Linked DNA regions of Homo sapiens: region 1 is linked to region 2. Evidence: chromatin contacts called from ENCODE Hi-C or POLR2A ChIA-PET data. All regions are on one chromosome and are shown on one strand. Each heading gives the region's core, a stretch centred on a gene start or an enhancer-like site at or near the end of the contact. The rest is flanking DNA. Distances are from core to core; before and after follow the strand shown. Region 1 has its middle 2.9 kb from the start of MIR548H5. Region 2 holds the start of OR2A4 (olfactory receptor family 2 subfamily A member 4).

Region 1 (5,112 bases), core at 2,027-4,526, 87 kb before region 2:
AGAGAAGATAATATTTCAGGATGAAGAAGCCACATACACAGATTCATAGGCATGACAGTGTTGCTTCTTCCAAGACCTGCAGTGCAAGCACTCGAATGCACTGAAGCTCATCACAGCTGGACAGAGAGAGGCCAGAAATGTTCAGCTGACATCTAGGCACTGAATGAATGAGGTGATTAAGTTAGCGCTTCGCCCACCCGTATCTTGGAAAATTCTTTTCTACAAGTCAGAAAAAGATAAATAAGATTACTAGAAAGTTTGGCAAGCCAATTAAAGACAGGATGAGTTGTGATACTTGGTTCCAGGAGAAAGATTTACAGGAATAATACTATGTGTAAATATTCTATGTACAAAATTATTCCAATGGGAGAAAACAGCCTCCAAAAATATCTTCATTGTCTCTGAACTATAAGTAAAATCATTTTAAGAAATTAATGTAAGATGAATGGAATGGTAATTACGTACAAGTTGCAAATTTTCCATGTAGATCTAAAATCAAGTAATTCTGAGAACTTGCTATCAACAAACTGAGGATCAAATATTAAGATTGACTTTATTATAGCATAAAAACATTAAATATAAAGAAATCTCCCATACTATTTGGATTCTCATACTTTTTCTTTAGAAAGTGTTTAAACTGCAGCCGGACGCAGTGGCTCATGCCTGTAATCCCAGCACTATGGGAGGCCGAGGCAGGCGGATCACGAGGTCAGAAGATTGAGACCTTCCTGGCTAACACAGTGAAACCCCATCTCTACTAAAAGTACAAAAAAATTAGCTGGGCATGGTGGCGGGTGCCTGTAGTCCCAGCTGCTGGGGAGGCTGAGGCAGGAGAATGGTGTGAAACCGGGAGGCAGGGCTTGCAGTGAGCCAAGATGGTGCCACTGCACTCCAGCCTGGGTGACAGAGCAAGACTCTGTCTCAAAAAAAAAAAAAAAAAAAGAAACGAAGTGTTTAAACTGCAATAATTTTATTAAAATATATTCAAATTAAAATGAAATTTGAAGATTGAAAAATGTTTCAATAACTTTGTTTACTATTGGTAATGTATTTCCTGACTAGGAAAAAAATGAACATTAAAAATTAACTCTTTTAGTAAATCGATTTAGAAAATCAAGGCAAAAAAATATATATACGTATAAATACATATATGTGTACATGTACACATATATATGTACATGTACATATATATGTGTACATGTACATATATGTGTGTCCATATATGTGTATGTGTACATATATGTGTCCATATATGTGTATGTGTACATATATGTGTCCATATATGTGTATGTGTACATATATGTGTGTACATATATGTGTATGTGTATGTGTACATATATATGTGTACCTATATGTGTATATATGTGTACATATATATGTGTATATATACGTATATATGTGTACATATATATGTGTATATATACGTATATATGTGTACATATATATGTGTATATATACGTATATATGTGTACATATATATGTGTATATATACGTATATATGTGTACATATATATGTGTATATATACGTATATGTGTACATATATATGTGTATATATACGTATATATGTACTGGAGTGCAGTGGCGCAATCTCCACTCACTGCAACCTCTGTCTCCTGGGTTCAAGCAATTCTCCTGCCTCAGCCTCCTGAGTAGCTGGGATTATAGGCATGTGCCACCATGCTCAGCTAATTTTTGTATTTTTAGTAAAGACAGGGTTTCACTAGGTTGGCCAGGCTGGTCTCAAACTCCTGACCTCAGGTCATCCACCTGCCTTGGCCTCCCAAAGTGCCAGGATTACAGGCATGAGCCACTGTGCCCGGCCGACTTCCAGTTTCTGAAAGCATAATCACATCTTCCACAAACTGGAACACTCAACAAATTGATCTGATCAGGAATGGGAACTAACAATAATGATAGCTATCATTTTATTAAGTGCCACCATGTGGTAACCATGGTGCTGGGAACTTTAGCCATTCATTTATTTTTCACCTCTTTGTTCATTGATTTTTTAAGAAAATTCATTTATTCACCAAATATTTAACAGAGTTCTTACAATGAGGCAAGCATTATTCTAGGCACAGTACCCAAGAGTAAGAGAACATCAGGCTCCTCAAGTTTAGTCTAGTGAAGAGACATAGATATGAATCAAATGAAGTGCAGAGAATTATAATTGTAAAAGTTGTAATAAATACTCTGGTGAAAAAGGACCAGGGGCAAGGAGAACATATAACTGGATGTATGTAGCTGAACCAATCTGTAGCAGGAGTAGGATGTGGTCAAAGAAGTGTTCCCTGAGAAAGTGATGCTTGAACCAAGATTTGAGTGAAAAGTAGGGCTTAGAACTAAAGGAAGTGGAAATAAGACCACAGACCTAGATAATTTTGAAACATGAATTTTGGTGGTCGTGTAAAATGTGTATATAGGAGGAAATGAGACAGATTGGCCATGAGTCACCAACTGAAGACTATTCATACATCAGTTCTTAAGCCACCAATTTTATGGGTTCCCTTTTATAGATGAGAATAATTCAAGGTCCCTCAACACTGCCAGATACAGTTTTATAAATCAGAGAGGAGGAAGGCATTTGAACTCATAAGTAAACCAACTTCAAAGGGCTAATAAATGAAAATATACACTTGAAAAGTGATTTGGGTATTTGCATTTGAAAATTAGGGAGAGAAGCAGTAAATTAAGTCATATACATTTGAAAATAAATTCAAATATATATTTTGAAACAGTGGAAGTTGCAGCAAATTTTAAAAGTTATACATTTGAAAGGAGATTGGAAAAGAAAGCAAGACACAGAATGATTTTGAGGAAGGAAATCAGTAAAGATATTTTTTGTTTTGATTTAACTTCAGTTCTGAGATACTGTAAGTAGCAAGTATTCTATTGAGGGCTGTAATAGGGAAATGAATGTCTTTTGTTTTTTCTCCTCAAACATAAAAAGTTGAACTTGTGTAGACATTTCATAGGAATAAGTTCTGTGCAAATGGAAAAAGTGAAATATAAAGATGCATTTTGATTATTTTTACACTTTCTTCAGAATAGAGATATTTGAATCTTGTGAATCACAAACTGTAAAAGGCAGCAAGTTTTTATTTTAGTAAATTATTATGTATCTTTGAAAACGGGGATGGAAACTCTGTAGGTCACAATGTGAGGCTGTTATCAGTCTGTCCACAAGGAAGCAGTAAGCTCCTCAGCTCAGAGTTAAGGCTGCCACAAGAGATGAATGGGCAGCTCAGCTCTCCAGCAGTTGCTGTATTATAAACACAGTGAAATAATCACAGAGACAAAAAGGACTTTAAGGATTCACTCAAGTATGCTCTTTGGCAGTAAGCTGTGACTAGGGCCCACTGGGAAACAGCTGCTGATGACAGCCCAGTCTGGCAGCCCCTGCGAGAGGTGGAGTTGCTTTTGCGGAGCAAATTTGGGCTTCAAGCTAATCATGATTCAAGCGGGCATTGAAAAAAACAATCACAGGTGCCTCATAGAGAGCCTTGTTGCCATGCGACTCTATTATGTCAAGAAAATAAATAATGATAAATAATAAGATCATACCAGCTGCCACTTATTGGACATTTAAAATATGCTAGGCACTGAGCTATGTGATTGCAGATTGTCTCCACTTGGGACTACTTCACTTGGGCTGACAAAACAGAACCACCTAGAGAGCTGTGCCTCCATCAGTCCTCTGCCTGAGGCAGGGATCACCATCTCTTTTCATGAGAAACCTAAAAGGTTTCCAGTCCTTTCGTTACAGTCCATTTTACCAATGAACTACATTTTAAACCAATGCCCTTTGTATAGAGTTGGATATGAGGTTGTTTCCAATCTTGTAACTCCTAAGAATGTTACAGAGAATATCTTTGCACATACCGTATTTCCCAGTGTGACTACATCTGTAGGATTCACACTTACAAGTGAAAATGCTGGGTCACTTTTTTAAGTCTCTAAAGATCCTTGCAAATAGTCCTCTACGTAGGGTGAATGGATTTACTCTCCCACAAGCAATGCATGACAGATCCTGTCCCACCCCCACAACTTCTCAATATATAGTGATGACAATAATAGCAGCCACATGTTGGTATCTACTACTTTCTAGGCGCTATTCTAAATGATTTATATACATTAAGTCACTTAATCCTCACAGAACTCTAAGAGATAAGTACTATTATTTCATTACCACTTTATAGATGAGGAAACTGAGGCAAATAGAGATTAATACATTTGCCCAAGGTGACACAACTAGTCACGCAGGCAGGCTTTTAATTTAGGGTTCGTGCTTTTAAATCTATGGTTATACTGCTCAAGTTTTATTTTTGCAATCTGATGGATGAAAAGAGGGTACCTCATTGAAGGGTCTATTTGTATTTCTCAGATAATAAGATTGACATTCTTTATGTAATGATTTGCTCTGCCCCCTTCTGGGAATTGGCCATTCCTTTTTGTTTGTTCATTTTTCTACCAGGCTCCTGGGCTTTTACTTATTGACTCATCATACAGTCAAGGCCTTTTGATTTTACTCATGACTTTTGCTCCTAAGTGTTTATTTTTTCTATGCAATATTTTGTTTTTATGTAGTCACATTTATTGATCTTTTCTGGTTTCAGGTTTTTATGTCATACTTAAAATTCTTTCTTCTAAGTTGTTTGTCATTTTTAATTCTAGATATGGGTTTTATTTTACAAACAGCTACCTATTTTTTCTAAAACCATCTGTTGAATATCTTTTTCCTACCTGTTCCAGTCATCACAGCTGCATAACAAACCACCCCAAAATTAGTGGCATAACTGAAAAACCATTAGATAGTCGCATGCCACATAATGGTGTTTTGGTGGATGATGGACCACATATCCAACAGTTGTCCTAGAAGATTATAATGCCCTGTTTTCACTGTACATTTTCTAAGTTTGGATACTCAAATATTTGCCATTATGTTACAGTTGCCTACAGTATTCTGTACACTAACATGCTGTATAGGTTTGTACACACCTAGGTGTGTAATAGGTTGTGCCATCTAGATTTGTGTAAGTACACTCTATGATGTTCGCACAACAATGAAATCACCTAAAGACCCATTTCTCTGAATATCCCCATCATTAAGC
Region 2 (5,299 bases), core at 2,483-4,982:
CCACCGACAGGCCATTTCCCTCTCTCTCTTCCTCTTCTGGCCTCCCTAGTCCCTGAGACACAACAATGTTGAAGCTAAGCCAATTAACCACCCTATAATGTCCTCTAAATGTTCAAGTGAACGTCATTAAATTAAAAGCTAGAAATTATTAAGCTAAGTGAGAAAGGCATGCCAAGTAAGTATAAATCCGGAGTTGTCCAACTTGAGCTGAAGTGCTATTAGATCTACCAAGTCATAAGACTGAATGGTCACTGCAACCATCTATCCTATAATGGATGCAATATGTTTTAGGGCAAGAGAAAATGCAAAAGACAAAAGTAGGCTGAATGAACAGTTGGCCCAGATCCCTATATCACTGATGCCTCTCTCTCAGCTTATACATACAGTCTCCTAGGTCCTTCCAACCAGCTGATACCTTAGTAAACAAGCCAGGCCTAATGCAAGGGCACTTTGGCTAGGTATATTGGCACAATATGTCAACCACTCAGATGTGGGACCTCAAATATAATCCATGAGGGTAAACCTACTCTGATAAGTAGAATACATAGATTCATCCCCATCCATAGAAAGGGTTCAGAAAACAGGAGCTGGCCCTGTGCTTTTACAGAGCTTTATCCTTCCCATAAGGGCAGGACCAGATATTATCAAAAAAAAAAAAGAAAATTTTCAAAAGTAAATTTTGCTCAATCCTTATGCCTTATCCATTCTTCTTCTAGACAGGTCAATGAGCCCCACAGATTATTTAAAATGAATCTCCAACATCTACAGATTGGTGCTTAAAAATAAAGTGTCTGAGTTTCTATGTAAAATGACCTAATGATTAAGACCTTGGAATTCAAGTTTATTCTCCCAACAGCTTTTGGGTATTTGGGAAAGCAGACTACACTAAAAGAAATGACTGCAGGAATTAATGTCAAGGTTTTATTTTAACCGCCAAACAAACCTAGACATGGATCTTTGCATCTCCCAAGTGTTTTCTGAATGTTTGGGGAAGGAATAGCATAAATATTCATGAAACTCTAACAAATTCACATATTTTGGTAGCTGTGATAGCCACGTGGTCCCAGGATATTACTTTAGATAATATATGTATCCTTTCAGTTACAAAGGCATTTTCTGTTCTTGCCTTAGTCTCATTCTCTTTATCACTGTGGCTTCCTCAGAGACAGAATGAGACAGAAGCTCAGTTCTCTGCCCCTAGAAGAATAACAGTGGTTGGGTTCTTCATGTCTCTATGGAAATCATGCTGGTGCAAGTGAAGCCTATTTTCTCATGCGTCACACAAAGCTCTCATGATAATTGGAAGGTACTCTGTGGAGGTGATGACTTAATAACACCTTCCCTTCTCAAAAGCACTTGAAGAAGCAAGATCCTTCCTTGGCAGTTCTCAGATGGGCAGCAGAGTTCCCAGCACCATCAGTAAACTCAGCCACACTGTAGAAATGTTTGCCTTTTCTATATGAAGATTATCTAGGTTCTTACACAGCAGTCATCTCTAGACACCTGGATTTCCTAACTGCCTTTGTGAGTTCTGCTCAAATATAATTTAAGGTCATTTTCATTGCTTGTTTGCTTTTACCGTCACACTTTAATATCATGCAAAAGTACATTTCTACTCTCTTAATGCTCAAATTTTGCTCACCAATAGTTTTAGATAATAGGATAATATGACTAAAATATATTAATAGATATCAGCATATTATCTATCAGTATATTAATATATTAAAGCAATCAATATGTTAATGGTTATTTTGGCTGGTAGCTTTTTTTAAGTTCAAGAAATATCTGTGTGCAACTGACTCTGGTAAATGTTCAACGTTAACAAAAAAGACCAGCACTTTTTTTCTTTAAAATTTTTTTTTCATATAATTACTATTTTAAAAATTTTTTTAAAGAGATGAGGTCTCTATGCTGCCCAGGCTGGTTTCAAATGCCTGGGTTCCAGCGAACCTCCTTCCTCAGCCTCCCAAAGTGCTTAGATTACAGGCATGAGACACCAAGCATAGCCCAGCACTTAATTTTTAAAAAGGCTTAAAGTGTCACATACAGAAGCTCATTAAGTTAACAAGTGTACAGATGCTTGTTTACTTATTACGCACAATCTTACGAGGCCACACAATCTGAGCAATGATTAGGAGCTCAAAGTTTAGATCCAATCTCAGGACAACATGAAATAAATGACAAGAAATCAATAAATAACTAAATTATTTTATTTTTTCAACATGAGCATAATACTTATCCTTGGAATGGTGGTAGGAAAAATCCAATGCAAATGAAATACTTTTTAGTCGGTTTTGCAGGATTAAATTTATAATTTTATGGACATTTAAATGGAGGATTATTGCTCATCCTTCCTATCTCCAAGACAATATAATTTTACATAAAAAATGAGAATAAAATTTAAGCAAAAATGACAATATCATGCTTATGCTAACATTTTAATTGTGGGATCAAGGAGGCCTGAGTTCAATCAGAGAATTCAGAGACTCTTTCTGCAGCATTCCTCATAAATTCATCGAACTATTGCCAATCACCTGCATAGACAATGCTTAAAACTGTGTATTCTAGAGTGTTTATCAATAGTAAGCCCAAATCCAACAAAAGTTACTGATCCTGTTTTCGTGTTTAGATAATGACACAGTGCAAATCTATTCAGTCATTCACATAAATGCTCATCTAAACATTGTGGGAAAGTAAATAACAAAAAATAATGTTCTGGGCTAAAAAATAAGTCTTTACACTTGGATAAGAAAAGATTTTGTGAGATATATGCTGTGGAGGTGATGATCAGTGCAAGAGTGGAAAGTTTAAGAGGTGAATGACCACTGGTGTATTTGGCTGATGGTATGTCGAACCTTAGTATAGCCCGCCCTTAATTAAACCTTCCACTTTAAGATTAAACTTAATGTGGTTTTAAGACTTTGACATGTGTATCAGTTAGTGTTCATTGTTTCTGAAACATAACAGAGAAAAACTCTGAATAATACGACCAAGGAAAAGAAGAATTTATTTGAAGGATATGAGATAGCTCACTGAATCAAACAAAAACTGTGTACTACATTGACATGTGACATTCATCCCTGAAAGGCCTGAGCCAAATTTTTTTTAAAAAAAGACCAAAAGGATATATTAATATGTGACATGTTTATTTTTAAATTTTAGCCTTTATTAAAAAATTAACGTAATAAAAAAGAAACCTATGTATACGTGTGCACGCGTTTTTTTTTTCTTTTCTTTTTTTTTTTTTTCTGGAGACAGAGTCTGGCTCTGTCACCCAGGCTGGAGTGCAGTGTTGCGATCTCGGCTCACTGCAAGCTCCGCCTCCTGGGATCAAGCAATTCTCCTGCCTCAGCCTCCCGAGTAGCTGGGACTACAGGTACACGCCGCCACGCCGGGCTAATTTTTTGTATTTTTAGTAGAAATGGGGTTTCACCGTGTTGTCAATGCTGGTCTCGAACTCCTGAGCTCAGGCAATCCGCCCGCCTCGGCCTCCCAAAGTGCTGGGATTACAGGCGTGAGCTACCGCACCCGGCCTGCATATATTTTTTAAACATTTATTTTAGCGTTACCAAATTGTCTTGAAGCATTCATTTAAAAACACAAAAACTCACTGCAGCTGTCTGAACACTTTTCTACTTCACCAAAGAGTGCCGAACAAGTTAAAATGAATCTGTTTTTAAACACTTCTCCTAAACCATGAGCATTAACTTGATTTCCTCTGTCATAGGGATATGGGAGACAATATAACATCCATCAGAGAGTTCCTCCTACTGGGATTTCCCGTTGGCCCAAGGATTCAGATGCTCCTCTTTGGGCTCTTCTCCCTGTTCTACGTCTTCACCCTGCTGGGGAACGGGACCATACTGGGGCTCATCTCACTGGACTCCAGACTGCACGCCCCCATGTACTTCTTCCTCTCACACCTGGCGGTCGTCGACATCGCCTACGCCTGCAACACGGTGCCCCGGATGCTGGTGAACCTCCTGCATCCAGCCAAGCCCATCTCCTTTGCGGGCCGCATGATGCAGACCTTTCTGTTTTCCACTTTTGCTGTCACAGAATGTCTCCTCCTGGTGGTGATGTCCTATGATCTGTACGTGGCCATCTGCCACCCCCTCCGATATTTGGCCATCATGACCTGGAGAGTCTGCATCACCCTCGCGGTGACTTCCTGGACCACTGGAGTCCTTTTATCCTTGATTCATCTTGTGTTACTTCTACCTTTACCCTTCTGTAGGCCCCAGAAAATTTATCACTTTTTTTGTGAAATCTTGGCTGTTCTCAAACTTGCCTGTGCAGATACCCACATCAATGAGAACATGGTCTTGGCCGGAGCAATTTCTGGGCTGGTGGGACCCTTGTCCACAATTGTAGTTTCATATATGTGCATCCTCTGTGCTATCCTTCAGATCCAATCAAGGGAAGTTCAGAGGAAAGCCTTCCGCACCTGCTTCTCCCACCTCTGTGTGATTGGACTCGTTTATGGCACAGCCATTATCATGTATGTTGGACCCAGATATGGGAACCCCAAGGAGCAGAAGAAATATCTCCTGCTGTTTCACAGCCTCTTTAATCCCATGCTCAATCCCCTTATCTGTAGTCTTAGGAACTCAGAAGTGAAGAATACTTTGAAGAGAGTGCTGGGAGTAGAAAGGGCTTTATGAAAAGGATTATGGCATTGTGACTGACAGTGACCTAGGAAGTTACATCATTGAGCGGTTCTTAACCCATCTCTGCACTGGTGGGACCTCTGCCCTCAATGGACATGAGAATTATCTGAGACATTTATTTAAAATGGAGCTATCTCCTGCCCTACCTTTAAATGACTGATTTCAGCAGATGTGGGATGAAATTCTAGAAATTGATCTCTTCAAGTTGTGCTGCAGCCACTCCACACCAGGACAATACCCCTTACAATATCCTCATTAGCTTTTGATCCAGTCCCATACCTCCCATAATGTTTTCCTCAAAACACTGGTCCCTTCAGAGGACTTTAAAAATAAGTTCTATAGTCAAATAAGTTTGAGACTTACTTCACATCAGATGCCTCTGTCTAGGGATCACAATTCATATTAGCATAGTGAATGCTGTAAATATTTCTCTAGGAAAGAATAATTCTATACCAGCTTTAAGCCAGTGTTTTCTAAACTTATGTGAGCACATAAAATTTCCTTTGTAATACTTAGTAACAGTTTCCTGGAACAGGAGATCTTGATATTAATTGACTCATTGTGAATACTTCCTACAGCCCCCTTCTAGGGCAGAATGATTTCTTTTTTCCTTGCAAAGTGAGCCTCTA

Evidence for each region. Hi-C counts contacts between places; a loop is a spot of excess contacts on that map. ChIA-PET counts read pairs that join two places held with the same protein, here RNA polymerase II (POLR2A). Pooled maps may share reads with other maps.
Region 1: a map of HepG2 shows a loop between it and region 2 (5-fold over the local background). The contact joins the enhancer-like site here to the promoter of OR2A4 in region 2. A Hi-C loop is called at or near these places in 10 of 168 maps with a recorded cell type or tissue (Calu3, HepG2, aorta and 3 more) and 15 of 50 pooled maps. POLR2A ChIA-PET finds 5 or more read pairs at or near these places in 2 of 52 experiments (A549 and WTC11).

The regions. Positions count from the first base shown.
Region 1 is chr6:131,786,680-131,791,791 of GRCh38, reverse strand. No RefSeq gene overlaps it. Among named protein-coding and RNA genes, the nearest start is that of MIR548H5, 2.9 kb to the left of the region's middle. Within about 2 kb of position 3,276, at least 4 of the 41 ENCODE cell types and tissues checked have a DNase peak (open chromatin) inside an H3K27ac peak, as active enhancers do.
Region 2 is chr6:131,699,834-131,705,132 of GRCh38, reverse strand. It overlaps OR2A4 (olfactory receptor family 2 subfamily A member 4), which reads left to right and starts at 3,732. Exons shown (of 1, transcript NM_030908.2): 1 at 3,732-5,299. The coding sequence starts at 3,732. The coding sequence ends at 4,664. All of the region lies in intron 15 of ENPP3 (ectonucleotide pyrophosphatase/phosphodiesterase 3), which reads right to left. RefSeq lists enhancers at 3,461-4,046, 4,047-4,632.